2 separate regions of the Homo sapiens genome follow, and region 1 is linked to region 2. A link is an interaction called in ENCODE POLR2A ChIA-PET data of the cell type or tissue named here. Cell type or tissue: A673. All regions are shown on one strand. Links, peaks and the distances in the headings refer to the core of each region. The heading gives the core; the rest is flanking DNA.

What was found. ChIA-PET counts read pairs that join two places held together with the same protein. Peaks named below come from ENCODE experiments on the same cell type or tissue, not always from the same donor. Only the 100,000 strongest peaks of a DNase experiment are listed, where the experiment ranks them.
Region 1: POLR2A ChIA-PET joins it to region 2 with 5 read pairs; 2 of 35 experiments call an interaction of 5 or more read pairs at or near these places.

What each region holds. Positions count from the first base shown.
Region 1 is chr4:109,284,927-109,300,272 of GRCh38, forward strand. All of the region lies in intron 3 of COL25A1 (collagen type XXV alpha 1 chain), which reads right to left. Among named protein-coding and RNA genes, the nearest start is that of COL25A1, 10 kb to the right of the region's middle. In A673, for the core only: a CTCF peak has its summit at 9,297 (motif pointing left); DNase peaks (open chromatin) are centred at 9,305, 9,895 and 10,335; H3K27ac peaks cover 945 bases.
Region 2 is chr4:109,097,668-109,113,013 of GRCh38, forward strand. The region is part of intron 3 of COL25A1 (collagen type XXV alpha 1 chain); the gene reads right to left. Among named protein-coding and RNA genes, the nearest start is that of COL25A1, 200 kb to the right of the region's middle. In A673, for the core only: no CTCF peak of the experiment used is centred there; no DNase peak of the experiment used is centred there.

The DNA.
Region 1 (15,346 bases), core at 8,356-10,855, 190 kb after region 2:
GTGCTAAATTCAGTATCAGCCAATAGAATTACGAGACCAGCAAGAAAGTTATTATAATTTTAGTCTGCTTAGTTAGCAGTATAGTTTCTAGAACTAGGGAAGTTTTTTTTCTCTCCCATTCTTGCATACACCTGTCAGGCCACATCTGGAGCTTCATTGAGAATCAGTTGCACAAATTTAAGAAAGAAATAGATGAGCTTGAACCTCTGAATGAATTAAGGGAATTTATTCTAAAAATAAAGCCATCGATAGGAAATATAATAGGTCATTTTAAATACTTGAAGAGTTATCATAGTACAGAGGTACTCAACTTGTTTTTTATGATGTAGAGCAAGAATGGTATACAGAATCAAATGATCCATGCTATATAAAGAGAAGAATTTCAACCTAACAAAAAGGTGAAGTTTTCTAACAAATTGTCCAAAATTGAAAGCTCTATTTCAAATGATAATCATAAATTCAATGACTTATGTCACCAACTATTATAGCCAGAATGTCACCAAGGGAATTCAAGTATCAAATGTAATGTATGTCTAGATAACTTTCAAACACACTCTCTCCAACACTGAGATTCTAAAATACTAGCCAAGGCAGCGTTGTCCCTTGGAGACAACATTATGACGAATAATGCAATTCACACAATCTAAAAAAGGGATTATCAGTGCCAGTGGTTGTGAGAAGCTGAATGCTGACTCGAGAGAGCTGATGGTTCAGCTTTCAGGATTTTGCAAGCCCATTGTTAAACACAGTGATTATTAAAACAAATTTTATAAACTTACTATTTAAAAATTACTCTAAAAGCAAAGCTAATAAACACTCAAATATCACTTCCTAACATTACTGTGTTAACTTGAAATCAATCCTGGTAGGATATTTACACCCGAAAAACTTGCAAATGCTACAAATCAGAGTTGGGTTGTTGTTTGTTGGTTTTTGTTTTGTTTTGTTTTTTGTTTTTTTGTCTGTTTGAGAGTGATTAAGCATTTATCAGCAGCATACCACATCAGTAATATCTTAGTCAAGAAGAATTGACTGGGCTCCCACATATACAGCTTGAGGCTGGTGGAATAGAAGTAGGAATCAAAGTAATTTTCCTCAGGAAACAGAAAAATTAGAAACAGGAAATAGTATCTGCACTTTCAAAAGTTGTCTGTCATCCTATTAAACTGTGGTACAATCATATAATAGTGTATAGCCTTCAAAAAGAATGATGCAAATCAATTTGTGTTAGGAAAATATGCAACAAACTACAGCAATAGACACCTCTGAAGAGAGATGGGATATTGTGTACCACTTTTAATTCAAATTTTTGCATTTTTGTTATATGCATGGAATCATTTAATAATAATAACAATACTATCATCAAACACAAAGAAAGAGTTCAACCTTGAGGTACACCTTGAGCATAAGGCAACAGAAGCAGCTATAATGTAGAGGAAAGAACAGCTTTGATAAAACAATAGAAATAGAAATAAAATTCTTAGGCCCCAGCAGGCACTATAATGGATGCCTCCCGGTGAGAAGATGATCATATATCCTGACTGTTCTGACTACCCTTCATTTCCTGTTCTTCTAAGAGAACTAGCTGCAGAGTATATATTCTTGCCTTTTTTATTCACTGGGAATAAGTAAAGAATGATTCTCAACTGGGAATGATTTTTGCTTCCTCTGGGACATTTGGCAAGATATGGAAGCAGTCTTGGTTATGGAAGCCAAGGAGTGCAACTGGCATCTAGTGGATAGAAACAAAGGATGCTGCTAAGCATCCTATGACGCACAGACCAGCCCCCCAAAATAAAGAAGTAACCAACCCAAAATATCAATAATGGGAAGGTTGAAAATCTATATACCACTGTTACTGAAGGCCACCTAATTCGATCTCTGTTCTCACAACCCAAGGGAGTCTAACCAAGACCCAGAGATTCTGCCTTCGCTAGAAAACATGACCACAGAGTCTGATCCAACATTTAGGAGGGCCAGCAAGGCTCCAATAACTGCCAGAAGGCATCTTGGGGAGGAGTTAAAAATGTGACAGTTGACCTAACAACTGGCAGAGATCATTTATCTCCAGAAAAACCATCTCATTGGTGTGTTAGCAGCATTTCTGCAAAGTATCATAATACACACACACAAAAAAATCCAAATACCAATTTCTCTGATAACATGTTACTATTTTTGAAGTCATGAAAAGTAAACTGGAATTATGAGTTCAAATACCAATTATCATTGTAGTTTTAAGTCCATTAAAATTGGATACGGTTTGCTACAGGCCATACTTTTGTAATTATTAATTCTATTGCAGTCTTCAGTCTGCTTATCTGACACCATTAGTTCTTCATCTAATGTTTAGGTGAAGAAATAAGTAGGGTTTAGCAGCCTACTTATTTCCCTAAACAGTCAGGCATTTGGCACAGGGTTTCACCCACAGTAAGTCACAATAAACATTTTATTAGTTAATTGAATAAAAAAAATTTTTAAAGGCTGCTATATACATGACCTTTCACCTTTGCCAGAGTCGACTGGCATTAGGTAATACCAGAGGTCAGTTACCATCCACAATATATCATTTTTAAATACTAATATCTAAAATGTTTAATATTTATAATTAGTCCCTCCTCTACCTAGTAGTAGGAGACAACCAGAATGTAACTTGCTTTTAAATGAAGATAAATATTTCCCTACAAAACCCACCAACCCACCTGTAGTTTCAATGGATTCCCCTCACCCATAGCCCCTATTCTGACATACTTTCTTCCTAGAATGTATAGGCAAGGCCATCATCTAGCTTCAGCCATTCTTCTGCCAGAATCCAAGTTGCCTCAGCCAAAAGGTGGCAGCAACTGAGACAGGCAAGAGCAGAGGAGAGCATCCACATACCTAGGAAGCTTAAGGCCGAGCTGTTTGAGGAGCTGATAAAGTGGGTTGCATGTGGGTAGAAGAGGTAAAGCAAGATCAAACAAGGCAGACCAATGGGAGACATATGGGCCAAGAATAGGCAAACAAATCTTTCGAAGTATGGATTAAAAACAATGTTGTCTGAAGCAACAACACATGCATGAGTAAGATGGGAACTGGCTGGAAGTATCCAAGAAAAAAATAAACTAGGAGATGAGATATCTGAAGTCAAAGCCAGGAGGGCCAAAATAGCAGCGTAAAATCCCAGAGGCAACCATATGCTCATATCAGGCAAATGCAGTCTACAGATGAATGGTTTCTCCATTCAAAAAGTTCCTTCAGTCCTTCCCCTTCCTCAGCCTTACTCAGGCCCAGGAATAACTAAGGCTTTCCTCCTCTACATCTCTTGCTAGTGAAAAAGAAAAAGGCTAGATATTTTTGTAGATTATGAAACAAATATCATTTATGAGCTCAAAATTTTAAATACAGTAATGGAGTTGGTATAACATGCTCTGTTTGCTCTGTTGCTAAATACACACAGTCAAAAATATAAGACAGGAGCATGGAATTGATTTACTCACAAATATTTTCTTTTCTAATCACAATGTGGTTCCCTGCAAAATCCATTATGATCAAAGATGCTCTTTAACCCCTTTGTTATCTTACTTTTCTGGTTTTTTTATATTAAATATTTATAATGGGCACTATTATTAATAGGGTGGTTCCCTGGAAGTACAGAAAAGGGAGAAAGGCTAATGTAACTGCCTGTACATAATTTTCCAAAACACAAAGTGAGGTCAGCAACTCCTTCTTTAACATTAGTGGAACTATTCATTGGTACCTAAATACAGGAAGCAGTGTCTTCCAAAGTGGTGTCTGCCTCAAACAAATTGTCAGTGTTACAATTTTCCATTTTACACTGATGTAAATCACACCAGTAATGCAAGCATAGCAATTAGCACCACCGCATGGGCCTAGCAGATAAAGTATATAAAGTCCAAACTCACAGGAACTGTCTTTTAAATAACTAATTTTAACAGAAATGAAAACATTCAGTCCCCCAAATCCATAGGTTAGGAATATGAAAGGAAACAGAATAATAAACAATCATCATTACTACCAGGAATACTAAATTATATATACACACACACACACACACACACACACACACACACACACACACATATATATACAAAATTTTTTGCTTACCTAAAGAACTGTTTCCTGTGTAGTTGCTTTAGTAATGTAGGAAAAAATTTGTACACCTATGGAAAACTGCATTGTCTACAGTACATCTTTCCTATGTATCTGATTCTGATTCTTTGAGAGCTGTTTTATAACTGTGTAAGTTGTAGATAATTAATAGAAAAACAAAATTACTTTTATCTATAGACATGCAAACTCTGAGTATAACTGACTTCCCACTGTGAAAAAGTCCGTTTTGCCTCCCTTTGTACATCTATTTCAATATTCCTGAACTAAAAATATGTATGTTTTTAAACTCTCCTTTGAACTGGTTATAACACCTTACTAGTTCCTTCTTTAATGATTTAAGTAAAATCTTTAACACTTGTTAATTTTACATCTGTATGAAACTCATAATTTTCTTTTTTGAAATTTATATTTTAACAGTAATTTTTGAGAAAATAATCAGCTACTTTTTGAAATGTAGGAGAAATATTGATATTTGCCATTGATGTTTTCTCAGTTATGCTGCTAAATTGAATCATGAATATAGCTATCACCCAGGAAAGGTCTAGAGGCTTTGGGACCCAAGGGTGATGAAGCTCCAAATCAGAAGCTGACAGTAATCCAGGTAAAGTGTCATCAACAGAATGGAGGCAAAATAGGGGTTCTATCCATGCTAGAGAAAGGGAGGGAAGATAGGGGAGCCCCCTGAGTAGAATGGGGTTCTTATTTAGGAACATAGAACATCCTCTGTTTTTGTAGTTTCATAGCTATATGGCTACCTCCCAAAGACAATCCTGTCCACTCTGCTTGCCAACCACGGATCACGTTAGGGCAATGCTTGTTGATTAAGGGCCTGTTTGCTGTATTTACTCTTGGTTTTTTAGGAATCCAATGAACATTATTCTCATCACATCCTATAATTGTGAAACAGTGTGAATGTTTAAAATGCTAGCAGTATATGATTAAAAATAAACAAAAGTACAGATGTAATAACTTGAAAATGATGAGAAAAAATGATGTATGATACATATATACAGGGGATACATGTTACTGATTATACAATTCCTCTGAGATTTCTTCTTGAGGATTGATGATGGAAGCAAGGGTTTTCTGCTCAAAAAGATGAAAGCTTAAAAGAATAAAACACATTCTGACTCTAATGTGTCATGAACTCACCCACAGAATACAGAAAGTATACCTCAGACTTCTCCATTCAAGGGCATTTTTTGCTATAAAAATAAATGAACCTTTTTTTTAAAATTCCAAAAATGGTAAATAAATTTTACCACCAATATATAGCATTCCTCATATAGAACTTGGTTGCAGAACCAAGCCAATATTCAGGAAAGTGTCCTCAGAAATAGCTAAAGCTTGGATCATTAAATAATTTTGTACAGAGGAAATTATATGCAAGTACATAAAAGTCCTGGTCTCTTTATGGAAGGAATTTCTCAATGCTAGAGGTTTGGGGTTTTTCAAATTAAAAACTTCCAGATGCTTAACATGTATGGTAGTACTAAGTCACACTTGTCAGACTTGCTGCTTAAAATCCTGGGAAATTGTCAGTATGTCTATAGGGGTTGGGAAGGAAATTTAGGAAATACAGTTTGTTTAGTTAAGTCTCTTTTTTTGTAGTTTATAATAGCTTTGGTTGGCATGTATCAGGGGCGTCCAATCTTTTGGCTTCCCTGGGCCACATTGGAAGAATTGTCTTGGACCACACATTAACATTAATGATAGCCAATGAGAAAAAAAAATTGCAAAAAGACTCATAATGTTTTAAGAAAGTTTACGAATTTGTGTTGGACTACATTCAAAGCCATCCTGGGCCACATGCAGCCTGCAGGGACATGGGTTGGACAAGCTTGGCCTATATGGTCTTTCCAGCCTTTCTTACTTGTTCAACTTTCCTATCTTTGTTGCTTTACTGATAGTCTTTTTGCAGAAGACAAAGTAACCAGTTAAAAAAGAAGTCATTTTCTCTTCCAGTCTTCCTTGAAGTCCATACTTTGAGACTGTGTATTAAAGAGAAAATAAATTGCTCATCAACACTTGATAACTTGTAGAACTGCTGTGTCATTCTGTGTCCTACCAGACAAGTGACGAAGGTGCTTCACTTAGCCAAACAACTGTCCACAGCTAGCTACTCATACAGTAAACAGTGCTGCTGATGACAGTGGGCATTCATTTCAATGCGAGGTAGAGTATTGTCTTTCAAATTTTCTTTTGCAGTACTTATTACAGTACGATTGCAGCCAGATTTATACTTTCTATGTGAAATGTATTGTATATCTTGCTCACTATTGGCTAAAATCCTGTTAATTCCTAGAGACTTCTTCCTAGTACTACTTATGTGCAATTCATGTATTCTCATTGTGCCATCAATTTAAATTTCAATATACAAACATCATCATTTTTATACACAACCAAAAATCAAATCAAGTAAGAAAGTCTCAGAGATCTTAGAAGTATCTTTAGAAGATCCTAGAAGTCTTATAACGTATATTTTCTATAAATAACATAATTTAGGGGAGAGTTATTTTTCATATACTACCTTGTGGACTAAATATTAACTATTCATCAAAAAATCAAGTGCTTTAAGTAAATACATTTTAAAAGAATGAATTGCTGTAACTTGGTAATAAAGCTCCATATGAATATCTAGAATTAAAAAATAAGTAAAAATATAAGGGAAGAAATTTGAAGAAACACAGAAAATTGTCATTAAAAGAACAAGAACAATATTGTCACTTGAAGTCTTAAAAAATAAGTGACTTTAAGAAAAAGGATGAAGTGAGATGTAGATTTTTCTAACGAACAGTACCATGCTCAGTTACACAGTGCATTTACCCAGCTTTCCTGTGACACTATTATTACATCAGCTTCCTTGCTAGAATACTCTGACCCATTAAAGAGATGATATTATATGAATAGTCACTTTTAGACTTTAATTTGAATACATAATTTTACTACCATCATCTAGTCATGCTTACAGTACAGTATTTCAAAGATCACTTCTGTGTTGACAAGTGTAAGTCCTCTGGGGCTTGGACTTGCATTAATTTTCTAATAGTGTCCTATGGAGTCCTAAGGTTCTTTGGAGATGCCTCAGGGGCCAGCATCGGGGAGAGAGGTGGGCAGCAGAAAGAAAGCATGGAGGCTATTGGCTTCTGCCTGCTCTAGTCTCTGAGGTCAATCAGTGTAGCTAACATTGCTTCCAATTTCATATTATGGGGTTTCTCATATAATTTCATTTTTAAAAAAGGTTCAGCCTTTTAAAGAAATGTTATAAAATCCCTGTACTAATTAATCTCCGAGATTTGTATTAGTTTTAATATGTTATGGCTCACAAAGTTCTCAGAGAAAATGTTTAAAAGGCATGGGGATGAGAATAGTAATGCATGGAAAGAGATGCACCATATTAAAAGCCTCAACCCACATTTTCAGATCTTCATCATAAACATCTTGCTGTTTTACAGAGAACTTTCTATAGAGAGCTCTACGATGAGCCCTAGAGATACATAGATACAAACCAGAGCCCCTGCCAAGGAGTTCACAAGTGAGATTAGTAATACAGCTGTACCATGAGACCGCTTATCTGGGAAGAGACTGTAAGTATATCTATGGGGGTTTGGAGAGCCCGTAAGTGACACTGGTAGTAGAACAGAATTATACCATGAGACCACTTACCAGTTAGCATGTGTCAGGATCTGCCCACAAAAGTCACTGGATCCTTGACCCACTTAACCCACTTGATTCCCAATCAAGTTGATAACCATCCTGAGAAAAGCAGTTATTTAAGAAGCATTTTTCCATTTGAACATCATCTGCTCTGACCTTGTGCCCTAATTCTTTCAGTAAAAAATGATTTTTAGTGTTCCAAAGTTCACTTAGGAGCCCTAGAACCGGCCAGCATTTCTGGCATGACTTTAAAGTAAAAGCATTGGTTTTTGAATGTGGTTTGTGGAAATCACTTTCATCTTATGATCATATCATATATTATCTTAAAATGCCAGCTGGAATCTGGAGTCCCTGAGATGACAAATTGGGGTTTCATAATTCCTGGAAGGGTAATACAAACAACTTAACCTTTGACAGCTCCCAGCATTGACCTAAGACATCAGAATGCTAAGAAATGGATCAATTTTCCTGACATATTTCACTGTAGCATCTTAAAGATCAAAAATGGAGGTATAATACAAAGCTATAACAGAGAATTCCTCTGGCTCCCTAACTATTGTCCAGAATTATATAACAATAAGAACTCTAAAATATCAAGCTTTCTAAGTATGATGATAAAGAAATATGATTCTGAGAGCTAAGGGGATAAAGGGGGCTTTTTCCTCCCCTCTTTTACTCTCCTTACACGTGAACTCTTTGGTAAACAAGGGAAAAAATAGACTTTACCCCTTCCCTGACCAGCTACTTTTAGTTAGACAGATTCTGACTCTCAATATTACCATAATGTACAAACTAGAGCTGGCTACAATTCATACAATTTACTCAGCCACTTAGCCTAAATGTGAAAATTGTGTTTTAAAATGTGCTGACCACACTTCAAATACAAGAATAAAAACATTGTGTACATAAACCAGGAAACTAGAGCTCCTAAAATCTAAATGATTAACACGCAAATGAACAGACATAGTCTTGGTATTCATGACAAATAAGGTCTACATCTACTAAATATGACTTTATAGCAAAAAGATGAATTTAGCAACAAGACTAAATAACACAATATGAAGAAAAATAAAAAATGCGCTTCAAATCTCATATTATGTGGCAACTTAACATTGAAATGAAGACTCCAGATGACATTATGTCAAAAGCATGACAGTGATTCCAAATGATTCTGGATTTTGAGAAATTCCAAAATGTAAGTACAAAATCCTCAACAGGTAAGTTCAATTACATTTAGTTCATTTATTCTATCTACTGGGACACTAGCTTAAACTTCATATCTGTGAATTTATCTACTAAATGAACTATTTGACTAATATAAATGTGAAATCTACTAGATGCTTTTAAATATCTTAAAGCTGATAGGACACTAGAGTTTTCAAATATAGGTGGAAGAAATTCCTTGCTTCCTCCATGAATCTTTTTCATTGCAAACAGAAGTCAAAAGATAGAAGTCAGCTAGGGGTTTAACTGGGAAGGAGGCAGAAGAGAGGAAGTACGCTATTCAGCTCAGTTCCTCCTCCTAGAGGTCACAAAGGGGAGGTGCCTGCCATCTGGTGCCATTTCCTCAATGGCTCCTTTCATTTAAATGAATCACAGAATAGTCATTTGGAGGAATATATGATGCCAATGAAAAGTGCTCAATTTTAATTTGTAAGTGATTTCCACTTACTTCTGCTTCTCACTCTTCTATACTTAACTTTTTTAAAACAGTCAATTTTAAAATAATATTTCTTAATTGCAAGATTTCTGAATAAATCCCAAATGAAGCAGTAACTATCCATGTCTAAGAATTGAGTATGTGGGCATACTACAGTAATTTTTAACACAAACCAGGGAAAAGGTGCTAAATATCATGGTGCGTTAAACCACCACATGGAACTTCACCCATATTGGCAAACCAGGGAGGCTGGGGATGCATCTATATTTAACCATTGCACACTAGGCTATAGCCGCAGCCCGGATTGACTCATACATTGTTTTCACATTCTCAGCTTCCTTAAAACCACCAAATAATTGTTTATAAAGTGATAGTATGAAATAAAAACCTTTTTCATGATAGGTTCTGGACGGTTTCCACTCAGGATAACATAGATTGATGTTATTTGGATAAATGTCTTGTGAGGTTCCCTGAAACAGGAAATGCCCCCCAGGGCTGCAAAGCAGTCCTGATTCTGACATATTTCCCCATCATCTCTCCATTCACCTAATCCTGTTAGTAAGAGGATGCCCCTTCTCCATCCCTAGACCTAAGCCTGACATTCAGATACTATTTTCATTAACATCATGTAGTTGATTTTGCACAATTACAAAGCAATCAGAAGCACAGTAGGATATTATGGCCCTGAGAGGCTTCTTATGTCTACATATAATTTGAATGAGCTAGAATGAATTAAACTCTATGCAGAATTTGTATCCTTCTTTTAAGTAATTCCCAGCTCATGAAAAAATAGAATTATTAAGGTAAGAAAGAGAAAAGAGTAGTTTAAGAATTAGCTTCTTAAAAACTTGTAGACAAGAGAAGCTAAGAAACAAGAACATTGCTTCAAGAGGCAATTTGTCATTGGCACTTTGGGTGACTGGGCATTTTTACCAGCTGTCACTCCTGGACCAACTAAAAGTGTTAGATCCACACTGTTGTACTCATTAGGACTGAAACAATTTAACATGGATGCTTGAAGGCACTCAGATGTCACATTGTATTGTTTGGCCTTATAAGAAGAGAGGAATGCCTGCTATTCTCATTTAAATAAAATTTATAGCATTTTAATTTGATTTCTTTCTGCAAACTGTTTCTGACTATGCTTTACCTTACATAATTGAAAATCTACACATTATTATCCCCTTACTTGATGCACTCTTTCCATAGATTGTGCAGTGTTAAGATAAAAACATATAGCATAAGTGAAAAACCATGTATACTAGGAAACACAAGTTTTATGTGAGAAAGTAAATTTATGTTAGAAAGGTAATTTAAAGGTTCTTCTTATACAATGGGAAAGAGTACACAACCATCAAGCTACAGCTAACATTTATTTCCACCCAAAAATGAGAACATAGGCAACGAGGTCAGTCACCAGGGGCAATATCATTTGCATTTATGAATCTTGCTTGCCTATGTGAATCGCTTGCCTACATGTATTCTTATTTTGTACACCATCATTTTCATGGACTTGGAATGTATAGAGAGACCTCAGAAGTTACCTAGTGTATCTTTTTTATCTCTAGTTAAACTCTCCAAGCAAATGACTAGCTGTGTTACATTGAATGATTATCACAAATGTACAGGAGCCAGGTCCAGTGGTACTGTTCAGTAAGCCAGACAAAAAGTTTCTCTCCTTATTCAACCTAACTCTCCCTATTTTCAGGAGAAAAGTAGAAGAATAAGCCATCATCCTCCTGTCTACAACAACCCTTTATATATTAAAAGTGCCTTTTTTTGTTTCACATGGGGTAAGTATACCAGGTATCAGTGTACCTCTATCTGTTCATAAATTCTTGGAGACCTAAAAGGCAAATCAGCTTTTTATCCATTGCTAGAGTTTTTATTTTCATCGGAAACCAGATTTTCTCTATTGTGAAATTCTAGAAAAGAATTATACTTTTTTCTTTATTTTCCCCAGAGAAAAGAAAAATAAAATCTTTGGGTTTACAAAAATGGAAGAGATTTTAGTCATCTGCCCCAAAGCACACTATACTTTTTCTTGGTTGCACTTGTCATACCTGTACATTCACATCATTTTTAAAGATTTGTCTGTCATCCTCATCAAAATGTAAGCTTCTTGAGGGAAGATACCAAGTCTGCCTTGTACATCAACATTTTCCCAATGTCTAGCACAGTATTTGGCATACAGCAGCCTTTTCATTTAACCTGAAGAACTGACAAATGCCCTTCAAAATCATTCTTGTCCAGCACTCCTATTTTGGAGATATGAAAATAGAAACTCTAAGAGGTGTTCTTGGAAATGACTTCCCAAAATTGCATAATAAGTTAATGACAAAGCCAGGATTAGAACTTTGGATTCTTTATTCCGCATCCACATTCTTCGTTCATTACACCACAGAGGTTCTTATACCTAATATCCTGGGCAGGCAACACTACTGATGAGTAAGATACAGAAATCTTTGTAATCTACACATCTTTTGGTTGGCTGCCTGGTTCCCAATGTTCTTTATCAGTTGAAACATAAAAACCTTCTCATAGATATGCCTGGTTTATGCATATTTTATATAGGACTCCAAGAACAGAACCCAAAACTAAATTCTACAGCCATAGCAAAGAGCCAACTTATTCTTTCCAATTAGAGTTGAATTTTACAGAGGCCAAGCCACAGATGCCAGCTGAATTTCTCTGGTTTGGTTACTGCTAAACCAAATATTCTGCTAAACACAGCTTCAATTTGTATGGAAATTTTAAGATTATTATTTTTAAAATTATCATTTTGGGTTTCTTTAAACCAAATATTTTTTAAAATAGAGCTTTTCTGACTGCATGAAAGAAATAAATGCAAGTTTCCCAGGGTGACAAGATGATCTAAAACTGGATTGTGGTGATGGCTGCCCAACTCTATTAATCTGTTTTAAAAATCTTAAAATAGGTAAATATTAAAAATTTTACTGCAATAGGCTATTTAAAATTGAAAAGGAGTCACATAATTAAGCTACTTCTTTTTGTAAACATCTGGTATTAAAACTGTAAAGATATTTTTTAATATCCCCATGGTCTTTTAAGCCCAGGTCCTATCCACTTCAATCATGGTTTACCTAAAAGGTCAAAAGTTTTCCCTGCAATTTTTGTAAGAATAATTTAGGAGACTTATATAAATATCAAAAAAGAACCAATCTTTATTTATATAGCACCAAGAAATACTGACTAGTATGATTATCTCATGAATAATCTACAGATACATTTGTTTAATTAAGTACAGTGTTCTAGTCCAAACCTGCCATTAATTAGCCACTGGGTTTTTAGCAAATTATACAACATCTCCAGGTCTCAGTTTTCCCACCTATTTCATGTGTCTCTGTAGATCACAGCAGAGCTAAGTAGCATATAATATACTAAAAAGAATAGTAATTACTATTGTCTAATGGATAGCCACTAATATACCAGACTATTTAGGTAAACTATTACCCTAAGGAAGGTATTATTAGTCTTTTTTCCTTTTCTTTTTTTTTTTTTTTTTTTTTTTTTTTTTGCCGATGAGGAAATTAGAACATAGGGAAGTTCATTAGTTTGACCAATGTACACAGCTATTTAGTACTAGATCCAGGATTCCAATCCGGAATTATCCAGGTCCAAAACCTATACTTATTCTCTATTCCTTGGTAGACTGGGCTTTTAGTTCTATCAGATGTGGGCATGAATCCTGACTTTGCCTTTACCATGTTAAGTTAATCATCTTCTCTGAGTCTCAGTTTCCTCATCTGTAAAATGAGACTGCTAATACTTCAGTCAGGGTCATTGTGAAAATTAAATTAGAGAGTACATCCCCTGCCATTAGAAGCCATTTTTAAAAAATTGTCCTTTTCATCTCTCTCTCACAGAGGTTCCTTTTTGTGCATAAAAATATATCTATAAATTCTATGATTACCCTTAGAGCCTACCTGAATAAACCTCACTGGGACTGAGTTCTATCAAAAGAAATGAGTGAACACAAACAACACATCATTGCTTCTTTGCTATCAGTCCTTGGCTCTGTGACTAAAACTGTTAACAAGAGTGTTAACTTCAAGGGGTGGGCATCTGTCCACAGGAACTGAGCTGAGGTCACAGACTTGTCTCACTCTGCCCTACAAACAGATGTCTAGGTGACAACTCTTAGTCACTGCAAACCAGGGCTAGAGCCAAACCAGGTGGAAGTGCTGAATCTCTTTTCTAATCCTCTTGGTCAGCCCATTCATTCCCTAAGACAACTCCTCACTGGCCGTATTAGAAATAAATAGTTTTCCCCAAGATATTATTTTCAACGTAATGTCCTTATTTTGATGATGTCTGATTATTCCTCAAGCAAAAGGGAGTATTTCCATAATAGCAGTTTGTCAGCAAGAAACCTGCTTGATTCTGCATATTAGAATGCACACCTTCAAATGTTTACCTTGGAAGCTGCCAGGTAAAAACTGATGTAATGTGGAGCTCTGGTGGTGGCAAGAGGTAAAGCAGCTATTAGTGGGAGCCAACAAAAAAGCCTAGGAAATCTCCATTTATTATTACGTTCACATGCTAAGATGAAAAATGGTCCAAAATAATCTAAGATAATATACAGTAAATTTTAAATGTAATAGATTTCTTTTAGATTGCAAGTTAGACTTCAGTAGCTAGCCTACATTAAACATCACGAAACAATTATATCTTCTCAAAAAATAGAACTCAATGTTGTGGTTGTCACTTTTCTATTTTTACTAAGTTTATTAAGAATTCTATTAATTAAGCACTAGCTATTTTTCACAGAGCTAGTAAGAATATTGTATACAAAAAAATGCTGGACTCTACGTGGTATGATCAGTGAAGTCCTGCACCAACTGTCCTGGGAATTTAAATAATCCCTACAGGCTGATGAGGTGGTTGAGTTAATTCCCACACTAGAAAAGTGCCTTCCTTGAATATCTGACTTCTGAGATATTTTCCAACATAAAACAACTAAGAATGAGACCTACACTGTCAAAGGTTAACTCTGTTTTTCTGGTACCTAACATATATGTCTTCTCGATCAAAAGGGCTTCATTTTAAAGATATAGCTCTATTATGTTCAAAAATTTAACAGAATATAAATAGTAAAATTTGTATAAGGTACAACCTGGAGTTGACATTTAAAATTTCTAAATGTGGTGCCTTGTGTAGCTCTGCCAAAACAAGTTATCATGAGGGGGAAACGTTTCAGAATATGAAAAAATACAAGAACTTGCCTTTTCATATATAAGCACCTAAGTATCATGTTGCTTAATACTAAAGAAATTTTAAGAGACTCACTTTCCATGAGTGATGATAAAAGAAACTATCATGTTCATAAATGTATTAACAATGTTTATCTGAAATAAACATCTCAACTCATGGGAGTTTTTCATGACTTACATGAGTTGAATCCACTAGATGTTTCCAATGGCCATATTCCAAGGGCTTCTAAATTGTTAGGTCTAAGATATCTACCAAGCCCTCAAAGGTCCATGAAGGAAGATTTAATGATTACCCAGGGGTCTTATTCATGATGTCCTTCTTCTCTGTCCTTCTACTAATATGCTGCCTTTAATATAGTTCCCTGAAGCTACACAGGAAAAAAAGGTAAAAATATAAGAGCCTCTTCTTCAAAAGTCACTGAGAATGCAAGAGTTTGTAATGGGAAGCTCAAGATAAAGAAATCATTTTCTTTCAGTCATCATCTCTAGCTATAGGATAGGAGATGGAATCTTTTTAATAGAACAGAAACAGCAGGAAAGGAAGTGAAGGTGGTTTACTAACATAAACGTATGCCAAAGGGAATAAACCAAAACAAAAAAAAAAAAAAACTCTGCACTAACACAATAAGAGCGAGCCAGGAATTCAGAATCTAACAGTTCTACAGTCCTTTTCACTGTAGACATT
Region 2 (15,346 bases), core at 8,039-10,538:
TTTTTTTTTTTTTTGAGACAGAGTCTTGCACTGTCGCCCAGGCTGGAGTGCAGTGGCGCGATCTTGGCTCACTGCAACCTCCGCCTCCTGGGTTCAGGCGATTCTCCTGCCTCAGCCTCCCCAGTAGCTCGTACCACAGGTGCGCACCACCACGCCCAGCTAATTTTTGTATTTTTAACAGAGATGGGGTTTCACAATATTGGCCAGGATGGTCTCAATCTCTTGACCTCATGATCCACCTACCTCGGCCTCCCAAAGTGCTGGGATTACAGACGTGAGCCACCGGCACCAGGCACAAATTTCATTTTTTAAGATGCAAATTAAAACCATTTAAAATGATGGAGCAATGACATTCTCTAGGGATAGATGGTGTATCAATTTCATAAAGGCCTCTGCTTCAGGAAACTATTGTTATTATTCTGTAAATGCACATTACATGAATACTTTTTTGTTGCTCCAGACAACACTTTTACTACCCTTCATCAATATCATCTACTTTCTCAGTTTAGAGTATGCTACTTTTCTTTAGGCAGACACAGAAGTGCTAAATTGCTTAAGCTGATACGCAGTTTCTAAGACCCATACTGTCTTGTGGAAGTGTCTGTGGGCCAAGGGAAGGCCCTGGATAATCGGACATGTAAGTGATGGTTACTTAGAGGTGTTCTGAAATATAGGAAACTGGGAACCCAAGAATCCTCACCTCTGGACAAGTGGCTGTTTCTCTTCATGATACCAGCACCTGCTTTAATCAAGGAGACCCATAATCCATGTAGATGTAAGACTTTGGATAAGATAAAGCAAGTGCTCATATGAGAGTAAATATCTGCCTGTGTTGTAGATGCAGTTTAAGTATATATAATTCAATTATGATCAATATTATGCATCATTTTCACTCTCTGGATGATAATTAAATCTTCTTATGCTCAGAAAGCAAAACAAAACAAAATTTTCATCTTAGATCATTGAAGCCTTCATCAATCTTCTTTATTCACATTAGTATTCTTTACTCAGTTTAACCAGTTGTACTGTCTGGGTCAAATAATTTTACCTGATAGCAAGAATATAATTCATCAAGAAGATAAAGAACAAAATGACCCCTATTCCCCAATCTACTTTAAGCACAGGATGTTTAGTCTATAACCAATGTTAACTGCAAACTTTGAAAGATTAGACAACAGAGTGAAATAAAGTAGCAGTTACATTAGGTTGTAATTAAAAGCATGGATTTTGAAATCAGACTGCCTTGGTTCACTTCTGGCTCCAGTACTTAGCAGTTCTGTGAGCTTGGATATCAATCTGTGAAAGCTCAGTCTCCTTATCTACAAAATAGCTACTTCACAGGAGGTTATCCATGTAAAGCATTCAGGGCATGTAGGGCACACAGCAAATACACAATGAAGGTTAGCTCTACTATTATTTTACACTATTTTCTAATGATCTAAATATTGTTAATAAGATGCTTTCCTTTAAGAAGTTCTGTGTATGGTGGGAAAAATTAGCAAAATCAAAACCATAAACCTGAACCTTTTGTAGAATTTTGTAAGCAGATAATCAGAAGAATGATTGCCTTGCTTGGGAAAAGGTAGATGTAACAACAAATAAGAAATGAGAAATCTACACCAACATAAAAGTTTTGTTAAACTGACTTGGAAAAGCCAGCATTGCACAGATTTCCAACTGAAATATTTGCATATCTAGACAAGAGGCAGTATATTTTAATGATATATAACTTTTCTGATATAAAAGAAAAGGTATAGCAAACCATTCTTACCAAAGGTTCTGTTTAACTTCCATGAAAGTGATCCTTTGCCTATATTACAAATGAAATATTTATATGTTAACATCAAAAATAAATAGAAAAAAATAGAATTATGGAACTTGTAGAACCAATAATTGAATATTAGACATAAAACAAGGTGGGAAGTCTTTTAAAAATAGGTTCTCCCAAAGTTATAAAAAAAAAAAGAAAAATAAATAATACATTTGAATACATGAAAGTCAAGTCTTTTACATATCCCAAAACACCATAAATTAGTCTGAAAGGTAAATAACTAGGAGAAAAAATAAATATATATGTATAACTAATGTATAAAAAATTCTGATGAAAACATGAGGGCAAAAATAGTTAATGTGAAAGAAAAAACCCAAAACACAGAAACACACGAAAAAGGCCAATAGACATATTTTAAAACTATTTGAACTGCTAATATTTGGACAGCCATCTTTCAATCAAATTAAAACAGCAGAGATATGATTTTTTTCACCTCCAAATTGGCAGATAAAAAATAATAGCATCATGTGTGGGGACAGCATGTGGGAAATCTCTGCCCTCCTCTCAATCCTTCTGTAAGCCCAAAATACTCTAAAAATATTAAGACTATTGAAAAGAATGATAAATTCACAAGAAATCGGGCACATCCATACACTGCTGTAGGAGTGGAAATGGTGCAATTTTTCTGAAGGTCAGTTTAGTAACTTAAGCTTATTATTTGGTACACTACTTCTAGTAATTTAACTTAAGGAAATAATCATGGAGGCACTCAAGGGTTTGTTCACTGTAAAACATGCAGTCATTTTCAGCAACGAAGAATCATTAAGTAAATTATCAAAGGATGGTAGCCCTCATTAAAAATCATAAAAGTGGAATGTCAATTAGATATGAAAAACATTTTCAAAATACTTTTAAATAAAATCAAAACCAATGACAAAAAGTACAAAAACTAGATAAAATATAAGCCCATTTTTGTGAGAAAAAAAAAAAAAGACTGGAAACATACACCCATGAGTTAATAGTAGGTAGGTCTCACGCTGTCTGTGGGTGACTGAAATAAGGAGAATTCATTTTCATGCTGTCTGTGGGTGATTGAAATAAGGAGAATTCATTTTTTCATTTACTTGTTTGTTAATCTTATTCATATTATCTAAATTTTTGGCCACAAAAGTTACACATATTTTCCCTGTAGCATTTCTATACCTAAAGAATAAAAATCTCTTCTTTAACACCTTTAACACCAAGCTTATCTTCTCCTGAGAAAAATGTTAACCTCTAGTAAGTACTGTTAATTATGAATTTCCATACAAATAACCTGGAAATTTTTGTTTTACAGGGTTCATAGCTGGGAATATGACAATGGAGAAGGAGATATGCTATACACTGCAAACCCAAAGACAGTGAAATACTCCCGATTCCAATTGCTTCATAATCAGACTTCAGAACTGAAAGGTAGACATTCAGGCAGTGATGGTTATGAAAAGGTGATCTCACCCAAACTCAGGTTGGTTTTCTCTGACCAATTTAATAAAAGTTTACTAGCTAGCTATTTCTGGTCTCAGAATTCTAAGGCCATCATTGTAGGAAAATTTTAAAGTGGCTACTTCAAAGGGGCCTTAGATAAAGATCAAAGTGGAATATAACAGGAATAGGACACAACTCAAAACTTCCCCTTTATAGTGTGATGAGAGTATTATTGTTGATGTCACGGAATTGTCTTGGCCAATTTGAAAATACTCAAAATAGAATTCAAAGGGAGTAAAAAAGAACCACAAGACTCAACGTGTTTCACCAAATACTGTGTGATTTCTCCATGACAGTAATGAGAGAGGTAGAAGCTGGGGAGGAATGCACAGGTAAGGCTGAGCCCTCGGTGACTGCAGGTGAGAAAAAAGTGAGGACAGTGGAGAAAAGCTGCAGTCAGTAGCAGCAAAGCTTGCTAAATAAGCTACAGTAAAATGCCCCTGGTGCCACAAATCTAAGCCTATCTGGCCTTGTGGAAGATAAAGTTGCAAAAGAATTGTTAAAAGATCAGGGTAATTTGGGAGAGCGGGGGATAGTTCTTAAAATGGAGATTTCAAAATATGCAAAAATGTACAAAATGTACGAAAGAAAAAATCCTCAGTATCACTACTCTGTTTGCAGAAGCTAATCCAATCCTCCTGCTTTCCCATAATATTCACCAATTCCTTTTCTCCAGAAACAAGTCTAGGTGTCTCTTGAACTCATCTATTGCTTTTCCCAGTAATTTATTCCATATGTTTATTATCTCTTTCATGAAATGCTCTCCACTCAGCATGGAAGTAGACAAAGCACACTCGTCAGGCTGACATCTGGCTGTCTCTTTCAGAAAGCAAAGACCCTTTCAATGCTTCTCTTGGGCCCCCCTTTCACACATCCTGAACTTACTGAGCTACAGATGAAATGTTCTTCCCTGTCCCCCATGAAAACTCACAACCAAGAGTTTAATGAACCCCATTCCATAAATAAATAGCCCACTACACATTATCCAGACTATCAATTTTATAAAAGCTTAACATGAAATACATCACATGTATGTTTCTGTGATATTTTGTCTCCCTTAGGATATAAATTCTTTATAAGGAGAACTTTTTTTACATACAGAGCATAATATGATTATCATGTTCACCTTATAGAAATCAATTGTTTTCAATTATTCTAATTCCACTAACTTCACAAAAACTCAAACATGTTTGAAACTCAACTTTTTATGCATGCATGCACATGTATTTTACATGTAAAATATAATGTATAAAACTATAAATTTTATACAGGTAGATAAATATATATTTAATTACTCTTGTGATTTTTTTCCCTTAACCTTTGTGTAATTTATAGGTGCTTTTATAATTTTCAGATATCTTTTTGCTATTGATTTCTGAATTAGTTTCATTATGGTCAGATATTTCCTGTATGGTATCAATCCTCTTAAATTTATTGAGCCTTGTTTAATGGTCCAGAAATATAGTCTAGCTGTTGAATGTTCCATGTGCACTTAAACAGACTCTTCTGTTGTTAGGTGGAATGTTCTACTAATGTCAATTAAATCAAGTTGGTTGATAATATTTTTCAGGTATTCTATTTCATTACTAATTTTCTATTTATTTGTCCTATCAATTTCTGAAAAAAGGATGTTGAGATCTCTGACTAAAATTGTGGGATTTTTCTATTTTCTCTTGTCAGTTCTGTTAATGTTTGCTTCATATACTTACAAGCTCTGTTATTAGTTACATATACATTTAGGATTGTCATGTCCCCTTGATGAAATGACCCATTTGTCACTATAAAATATCTCTATGTACCTTTCATAATCTTTCTTTTATAAAATCTATTTTGATTTTAATATAGCCACTTTAGCTTACTTTATGCTTACAGTCAGTTCCTGGCAGACAGCAAACAGTTGCTCTTTATCCAATCTGAAAAATCTCTGCCTTTTAATTGGGGGTGTGTAGACTATTTACATTTAATGCAATTATTATTATGTTTAAATTTAAATCTTCTAACTTGCTGTGTATTTAAGCAGATATTTATAAATCATGTAAATACTATAGATATCGCACTAGTTTGGTGATTGCACTTACCATTCAAGAAACAAAAGATCTCTTAACACAGAAACCTTTAATTAAGAGCCAAAGCAACACACTGATGTTCTGAAACACACATTCTTGTCCTTAGCTGGTGCTACAAAGAGATCTTATTTCATTAACTTCAAATAAACTAATACATCACTATGCAAAACAAATAAGAAACCATAATAAAAATTCAATGTTTTCATAGAAAGTTCATTCTTCCTTTTCTTTGCACCAAATTATATTTTTAAAATAATAATTTCACAAATCAAATCTTGCTAAATGTTAACTCTCTAGACAAATTCAGTGAGACTGCAATCAATGCTCCTTTTGGTAGCATTACTAAATACTTTTGTTTTTTGCCTCACCCCTTATTCTGCACTATCTGTGTTAGTCAATTATTCCACCATTAAAATAAAAATTTATTTCCCACTTGCTTTTAGGATCATACCTAAAGCCATGGGGTCATGCTTATAAGTCACCAATTTTTTATTTGCCCATATAACCAAGTATGTACTTTCTCTTAAATTGTCAAACAAGTTTCAAAGTAATTTTTTTCTTCAAAAAATACAAAAATACCCAGAATTGTGGTATTGAAATGCCATTTCTCACTGAAAGGAATGAAGTCTTTTGAGAAGTATCTGAACTCATGTTTAAAATGGAAAATGAACAAATTGAACCTGAAGCATCTTGTCATGGAAGCTATCACAACCACTAGCGTTCTGTCAAAGGGCTCAGAGCCAAGTTGGATAAAAGATGGTGCAATTTGATCACTAATAAGGTTAATAACTACAAAGTATTGACATATTAAATCCATGAATTTTTAATGATTCAAAAATATACACATTGGCCATTTTTTGGAAGATGCCAGAAAATGACTTCATTATTTTGAATACTGATAAAGAAAAAGACTTAAATGGGAATCATTTCTTTTCTATAGAAATTATGGCTCAGCACAACTCAACAGACAATGATTTCAGACATTTTAACAGAAAATTTTTTATAGAAATATTCCAACTACAAATGCAAAAGGAATACTAGAATTAGAAAATCACTCTTTTTAGCCAGGTTGAATAGCTCATGCTTGTAATTGCAACACTTTGGGAAGCTGAGGTGGGAGGATCACTTGAGGCCAGGAGTCTGAAACCAGCCCTAGCAAAATGTTGAGACCCTGTCTCATTAAAAAAATGAAAAATTAGCTGGGTATGTTGGCACATACCCATAGTCCTAGCTACTTGGGATGCTGAGGTGGGAGAATCCCTTGGGCCCAGGAGTTCGAGGTTACAGTGAGCTATAACTGTGCCACTACACTCCAGCCTGGGTGACAGAGCAAGACCCTATCTCAAAAAAATAAATAAATAAAAAGGAAATCACTCTCTCTCTCTCTCTCTTTTTTGCAATCTGTAATGAATTAATGGTTCCAATCAATGTTTACTAAAGTCAGATAAAGGAGAGCAAGAGAGAGCAAAAATTAGACATGATGTATCTCCTAACACAAGGTCAAAATTCCCATTATGACATGGGTTTGCCAAAACATGAACTTAGTTTTGACTAAGCCTCTAACTCTTAACTACCAATTAGAAGGAAATACAAGGAACAGGGGAACACATTAAAAGACACCTTTAGGAATGTAACAACAAAATCTGGAATCTGGGAAACTACAGGATAAATTAACTAATTTCTTCAACAACAGAAAAAAAAGAGAGAGAGAGGCAACCTATAAATTAAAGGAAACGTATACATCTCAACCAGTTGTAAGACGATGTTTGAATTCTGATTCAAATAAAATAACTGCTAAATATTAAAAACACAATCAGAAAGAGGAAAACACTGGATATCTAGTGATAAGAAATTGCCATTTATTAGATGCAATAATGCTATTGATTTAATAAAAATTGCTATTTATTAGATGCAATAATGGTATTGTGGTTATGGTAAATAAAGTCCTAATTCTTACAGATAAATATTGAAATGCCTGCATATGAAATGATATTCTACCTTGGATTGTCTTCAAGATAATCCTGGTGGTAGGGGGAAGTGGGTAGGAATAGGTGCCTTATGCTGATCACTGTGGAGGCTAGTTGGGGATAAATTATTTTGTGAAGCTACTCTAAATACTTTTGCATTTGTTTTTATAATTTTCTGTAATAAAAAGATTCTAGGCTGGGCACAGTAGCTTACACACCTATAATACCAGCACTTTGGGAGGCCGAGGCAGGTGGATCACTTGAGGTCAGGAGTTCGAGACCAGCCTGGCCAACATGGTGAAACCTCATCTCTACTAAAAATACAAAAATTAGCTGAGCATGGTGGTGCACACTTGTAATCCCAGCTACTCAGGAGGCTGAGGCAGGAGAATCACTTGAACCCAGGAGGCAGAGGTTGCAGGGAGCCAAGATCGTGCCACTGCACTCCAGCTTGGGATACAGAGTAAGGGGATACAGAGTAAGAGGCTCCATCTCAAATAAACAAACAAAATTCTAAAATCTAAATTCTGCTCTCTCATTGTATTTAAACTAAATGAAAAAGAAATTGGAAGAAGTTCATTAAATAATCTTGTTGGTGACAATTTTATAATATGTAATGGAAAGAACAGAAAGAAAAATGAAGAGCTATGAAAAAGTGGATAAATAAGGCTTCACAACTTGGAAATATGCCATTTTCCTGGTTTTAAAGAGTGTAAAATGACCCTAGGAAGAGCTCTGGCACTTGCCCTTAAGGATGGTTCTCCCAAGGAAACAGAAGGTAAAGATATTAAATAAAACCCCACATCCTCTTCTGCAAACTTTAATGTACCAAGCAGCAGCTTTTCCTTTTAAATACACTTCTTTTATGAAACCGATCAATTTTATTTCCATGTATTGAGTATGGTTAGTTTCTAGAAGCTGTAAAGTTTCTGTCAAAACTACTTTACTTTATGACAATCTTAATTATCAATTTCACTCAAGAATATCTTATTATTAAGGATGTCAGACACCATCCTCTATTACATTTAGTGAATGAACTACTGTGCTTTCTACATTTTCAGTATGAGGGATCTCGCTCACATAATCAGGATGATAACATAGGAAAAAGAATATTGTTAATCTCCATATAATAAACATACATTCTAAACAGACTGATGAGCTATACAAATTATCTTTCTCTTTTTGCCTCCCTACTCCTATCCCACAATTTCCTACAGTAGGCTATTGTGACAGTGACCTATGACACCAGCCACAAGCACCATTTCTTAAAATTTGAGAGCGATGAACAGTGAAATTTCTGTCCCAACTCCTCCTAAATTGTCAACTTTCCCACCAACTACACTGACTTAAAATCAGTACGTTGGCATTTGTATTTATTTTGATAGTTCAATGAGTTTTTAGCTTAAAGTTTGCCCCTCTCTCCCCAACCAAAATAAAAAACCTAGGACATTCTGATACTGTACACTTTACAAGACAGATTTGTGATTAAGACTGTTATGCTCATCCACAGCTACCTTACAGGATTATTCATGACACTGAAAGAGGTATTCAGCTATCTCAGAAACTTAAAAAAAAAAATCAATGTGAGGAGTGTTATTCTGGAAAAGTATAGCTAAGAGCATTTGTGTGTATATCTTACTAACACTGGGCAGAGAATATTAGCTGTAAAAATAGGATGAAAAGTTCTCACCAAAATGGAGCAGTATTTCAGCCCCACCAATCACTTTGGGACTATATGCATGTGTAATTCCCAATATCCATTTTAAAAAAATTTTTTGGGGGGGTGGGAGGGGGCAGGGTCTCGCTCTGTTGCCCAGCATGAAGTGCAGTGGCACAGTCATGGTTCACTGCAGCCTTGACTTCCCAAGCTCAAGTGATCCTCCCACCTCAGCTTCCAGAGTAGCTGGGACTACAGGCGCAGGCTACCTCGCTCTGCTAATTTTTTCTGTTTCCTGTAGAGATGGGGTCTCACTATGTTGCCTAAGCTAGTCTTGAACTCCTGGGCTCAAGCAACTCTTCCTCCTCAGCCTCCCGAAGTGTTGGGATTACAGGCATGAGCCACACGACTAGCCCATTTAAAATTTAATAAGTGCTTCAAAAAGTTTTTTTTAAACTTAGTTTAGTGTAAATCATAATGACAAATTCAGTATCCACCATAAGTTCCAATGAAGCAATTTAGACAAAAAGTAATATTAAAGAAAACTAGGTAGTTACTGAGAACACCTTTTTTTACCCTGTCTCCACAAAATGCCTAAGGGAAAATTATTTTCTAGGAAAAAATATATTCTAGGTTTCTAAATGGACTTCTCATTGAAGGTCCTCAGGAGTTATTTTCCACAAAATCTGTATTTACAGATTTTATTTTTCCTATTTCAACCTCAAAGATGACTAGATATTTTGAAGTTTATACCTCAGTGTAACAATTTAGGAGTAATATGTATTATAGATGTTTTGAGCTGTGATATAACATTTTTCATCTATTTTTACTGAGAAAAGGAAACTAACCACTTGTCATTTAGTAAGATAATAACATTTTTTTCATCATTGACAAGTGAAAGTTGGAAATGCTGGAGGTGAGGAGAAGAAAAGCCCAAAGGAAAAAAGAAGAGATGAGGATCAGCTATTGCTCCCCTTTCATCATGTGATTTTACATAAAATAGACGGAGAAATTAGAGATGCCAGCTCTTATTTAGGTAAACAGCATCTAGAATATTACCGACATCTGTAGAGTCATTCTAACAAATACCAGAACTGATAGCCTTTACACAAAAGAGGACCACCAACGTGACTACCAAAAGAAACAAAAAATACTGAAAAATAAATCCAAGCTCTTTGTTCTTTTTCTCACTGTGGGCACCTCGTGTATACACAGCTTACCACTGAACAGAGGATGGGGTGAATGTGTAACAGCATTTTAAAAATTCCATTTAACTTCTAATTCCATGTGATCAACTCTTTCCATTCATTTTCTTTTCATCTAAAAGGTATCAGTGTAAACTTTCTACATACCTTAAAAACCTATTGATGTACATGGCCAATTTTTTTAAATTATACTTTAAGTTTTAGGGTACATGTGCACAACGTGCAGGTTTGTTACATATGTATACATGTGCCATGTTGGTGTGCTGCACCCACTAACTCGTCATTTAACATTAGGTATATCTCCTAATGCTATCCCTTCCGGCTCCCCCCACCCCACAACAGGCCCCGGTGTGTGATGTTCCCCTTCCTGTATCCATGTGTTCTCATTGTTCAATTCCCACCTATGAGTGAGAATATGCGGTGTTTGGTTTTTTGTCCTTGTGATAGTTTGCTGAGAATGATGGTTTCCAGCTTCATCCATGTCCCTACAAAGGACATGAACTCATCATTTTTTATGGCTGCATAGTATTCCATGGTATATATGTGCCACATTTTCTTAATCCAGTCTATCATTGCTGGACATTTGGCTTGGTTCCAAGTCTTTGCTATTGTGAATAGTGCTGCAATAAACATACGTGTGCATGTGTCTTTATAGCAGCATGATTTATAATCCTTTGGGTATATACCTAGTAATGGGATGGCTGGGTCAAATGGTATTTCTAGTTCTAGATCCTTGAGGAATTGCCACACTGTCTTCCACGATGGTTGAACTAGTTTACCAAAAATCATTAGCTTTAATTTTAGATCTTTCTGTTACCTTATTAATAACTCCTCTCTCTTTCTCCAATCCTTCATTAAGGTGATTTTTAAAAAAAATAAATTAAAATGGTACTCATTATGGTTTTTTATTATTTTTTTAGCAATAAAGTATTTTAAATAAATTTAAGTACATTTTAGACATGCTATTGCACACTTCTTAGACTATAATATAGTGTAAAAATAATTTTTGCATGCACTTGGAAACCAAAACATTTGTGTGCCTTGCTTTATTGTGATATCTGCTTTATTGAAATATCTGCTTTATTGTGGTGGTCTGTAACTGAGCCCATTTTACAGATATGCCTGTACAATCAAGTAAAGAAAGAAAACTCCAAAATACTTTATATACACTTTAAAAAACTGGCAAATAATTGTTCCTTTCAAAAAATGAAGATGCCAATAAACTCATCTTTTTTTCCCTTCTTTCTTTCTTTTGACAGAGACTTGCTCTATCACCCAGGCTTTGCAGTGGCACAATCTCTCCTCACCACAACCTCCTCCTCCTGGGTTCAAGCTATTCCAGTGCCTCATCTTTCCAAATAGCTGGGATTACAGATGTGCACCATCACACCTGGCTGTGTCAAGAGTTATGGTACAACTGTCTACCCAGAAATCGGAATTTCTCCTTGACTTCTGTGTCACCCCACACAACAAATAAGTTTCCAAAGCCCATCAGTTCTGGAGAATATATATTTCCCTTTCCTCTTTTCATGTCTACCACCATCTTTGTATTTTTAGTACAGATGGGTTTTTGCCATGTTGGCCAGGTTGGTCTCGAACTCCTGGCCTCAAGTGATCTGCCCGCCACAGCCTCCTAAAGTGCTGGGATTACAGGTGGCATGAGCCACTGCGCCCGGCCTAAACTCATCTTTACATTAACAAGCAGCTGTTACCTAAAGCAACTAATGAAATGTGAACTCTCCCCGCTATCCTCTGCTTCAGTGGCTCCCTTTTACGGTTCATGGTTGTCACCAGGTGCTCTGTGCCTGGGGATGTATATGTCCAGTTTACCCATCTGAAATGCCCTTAACCCCACACCTAACACTGTTTTTGGACTGTTAATCCCAAAAATGCAGGACTGGCTATCTTGCTCCCTAATGTCTACATCCACATGTGAGCAGTTCCAGAACCAGTGTTGAAGATGTATTAGACACGGAAACAGAGATGATCAGTGATGGCATCCTCACTGACACTCGTACCCTCACAGAGAAGACAGACACACATATCAGCTTTCTTATTATCTCACATGTCATTGTTTACTTCCTTTAAATCCCTCATTTCCATCTTATAAACTGAAGTGTGGCCATTCCTTCACACGTTTCTTTTCTCACAAAAATACAAACACCAGGATTGTACGAATTTGTGTTTTCATGCCTCTATATTCAGAACCTAGAGGTCCGGGATTCTTTGTGTTTCATTCTGTATGGTTTCAGTCTACATCTAGTACAGGAGGGATGTTCAAAAATTAGCATCAAGAGCAAATATGGTTTCTTCTTATATTAATACTCCTGAATCACAAGGCTAGAGACAACCAGGTGCTCCCAAAAAGGTACCAAGTCAGTGATTTGTGATCTGTACCCAGCGTTGATCTTCAGCTGGTATTCACCCAGGAAGCCTCATTTATTCTCTGGAGTGCTTACGTTCTTAGCATCTCCTTGAAACTTCTTTCCTTTTGCTTCCCATAATCCCATTCTGCTATGTATAGACCCCATTTCCTCTCACTGTCCCTGGAACGTTAGTGTTTCTCAAAGCTCATGTCCTTTACCTTCTTCTCTGTTAGCTGTTTTTCTTGCAGGGGCTTACCTATTTCTGTGGCTCAAATTAAATATTAATGATTCCCAAATCTGTAGTTTGAGCTCTCATATCACTCCTGATCTCGAGGTCAATATTACCAATTTCACATGGGCAAATTCTCCAGACCCCTCAAATGTAAGAAATGAAATGTTCACATTGTTCCTCGTCTCCTCCCCATTTTTCCTGCTCCAACTTTTCCTGCTCCTCCTTTTCCTGCTCCTCTTCATTCTCTAATTTCAGTCAAGAGTTATGGTGCAATTGTCTACCCAGAAATTGGAGTTTCTCCTTGACTTCTGTGTCACCCCACACAACAAATAAGTTTCCAAAGCCCATCAGTTCTGGAGAACATATATTTCCCTTTCCTCTTTCCATGTCTACCACCATCTTAGTCTAGCTCTTCATCTATTTTCGTCTGCACTATTGCAATAGCATCCTACTCTGGCTCCATGATTCCAATTCCAACTTCCTGAAATTTTCCTCCAAAGAAGTTCCAGAGTGATCTAAAATTCAAAGCTGACAACATTTACCCTTCAAGCATTTTTCATTGTCTACAGGATCAATTCAAAACCCCGTGTGGCACATGAGGCCCTTCAAAATCTTTCTCTGGCCACTGTTCCAGATTTTTCTCTACCTCCTCCCTGCACATGGAGTCTTTATTCGGCCATAAATTGTGTTTATTTGATGTACTATGTGGTGTTTTCGCAATGACTGTTCTTTCTGCAGGAAAGGTCTTCTCTTCCATTTCTCTGTATCCAGCAGGAATTGACAGCTTTACAACAACTGTGAAGGCCAGAATCCAGTCCAGGAAAATGTGCCCTGGCCTGACCCTATCCCACAGTCATTTCTCAGTTGTTCTTAGCCTCCTCTAGACTGGAAGTGCTAATATATCCTCCTGGCTTCCCATTATATGTAGACCTATATCTATGGTGGATTCTTTGCTTTACAAATTCTTCCATTCACAACCCATCATCTCACATCTTATGTCACAACCTGTTTGTTTTTCTGGCCCAGTGCAAATAAACCAATAATGTGCCCTCACTGTCTTGCATTCGGAATCCTTCCTCTGGAACTTCTCTCAAGGATTCCTCGGACACAGACCAGTGCTTCTGGTCTAGATATGGCCTCAGACAGTGGATAATGGCTGGACCTTCTGGTAAAATTCATCTCAGCTTTTAAGTCTCAGCTCAAACAGTATACTTCTCTGTGAAGCTTCCCCTTCCCCTTTCCAGAGTCATTAATTTTTAGGCTTTGGATAAATTTCCATCACACAGCTTTCATTCTGTAATTAATATGTGTTTACTTTTTTCTCCCATTAGGCTATAGGCTCTTCAAAGGAAGACTGTAGTATTTATGTTATATCCACAATACCAGACAATGTCAGGAATATAGTAGATGCTTAATACATAACGATTGAAGGGAAATAAAATGGTAGTTCAATAGCATTTTTCTCCAGTGAATAATCCCTTAAGACTAAAGAAATTCATGTACCAATACATTTGGAGAATCTCACGTTTAATCTAAGATTAAATCCTAGCTACTCCTTCTAGTTTCTGTTTGCCTGTTTTTCTTAGTCTTGGTTGCTTTATCTTCTTGATTTTATTTGTATTAAGTAAATGTTTATTGAGGGAATTAAAAAAAACAGTAAATGAATGACTGAACTGATTTAGTATACAAATTAAATTCCCCTGCTATATGTTCATTTTCCTATCAATAAACATGGTTAATAAACTGTTGTTATAGGAGATCTTCGGGATATTTAAATGGGGTGTAAGATTCCTCCCCCACTCAACCACCCAACATTCTGAGGTGATTTACTTCTTCTCCTGGGAAGTAGATGGAATGAAAGACAGTAAAGACAGTCTATTTTTCTTAAAGTAAATAAAGGCACATGTGTCCTTCCCAAGCTAATGCTTGTCTGACCATAATAAATATGGTGGATTATGGAATGAAAATTTTTTTTACCCCAAATTCCTCTTTGGTTAAGAATTATGTTTATTTGCTTTTTAAAATATATGATTTTATAAAATATTAGAAAAAAAAAACAGTGTTTCTATTCTGCCATGGCATCTATTAAAAAGCAGATTTCATTTTTTATTTTTTCAATATATCTCCTCAGTTTATATTAAATGTTCAAGTAAAACTAATATGCACATATTTCCTTATTAAGGAAACTTATCCTCAAAAAAGAAAGAAAAATGATAGTAGTCCCAAAGAAAGTAAATTTTATGTTTAAGACAACCTGAAAAATTTGTATAATTACAGAGCAAAGTGAACAAGTATATAATATAAACTACTTCATCATATTTCCACAAAGCTTTTCCTATTTCTTTGTGCAGCATTCTTTCTGTTCTTATCCCAGATCTCTCAGAGGTAAAACTTTGCCAAGAATGAAAAAGTCTGTTGAACCCTGTAGTAGTTATATAAAATTGGCAAACGTCCATAAAGACTTTCAGAAGGACCACCAAATTCAGCTGAGCTTTCAACTAAAGACCCCTGAACAGTCAAGTTTAACTCTGATTGATAAGGGGGAAACCAAAGAACTG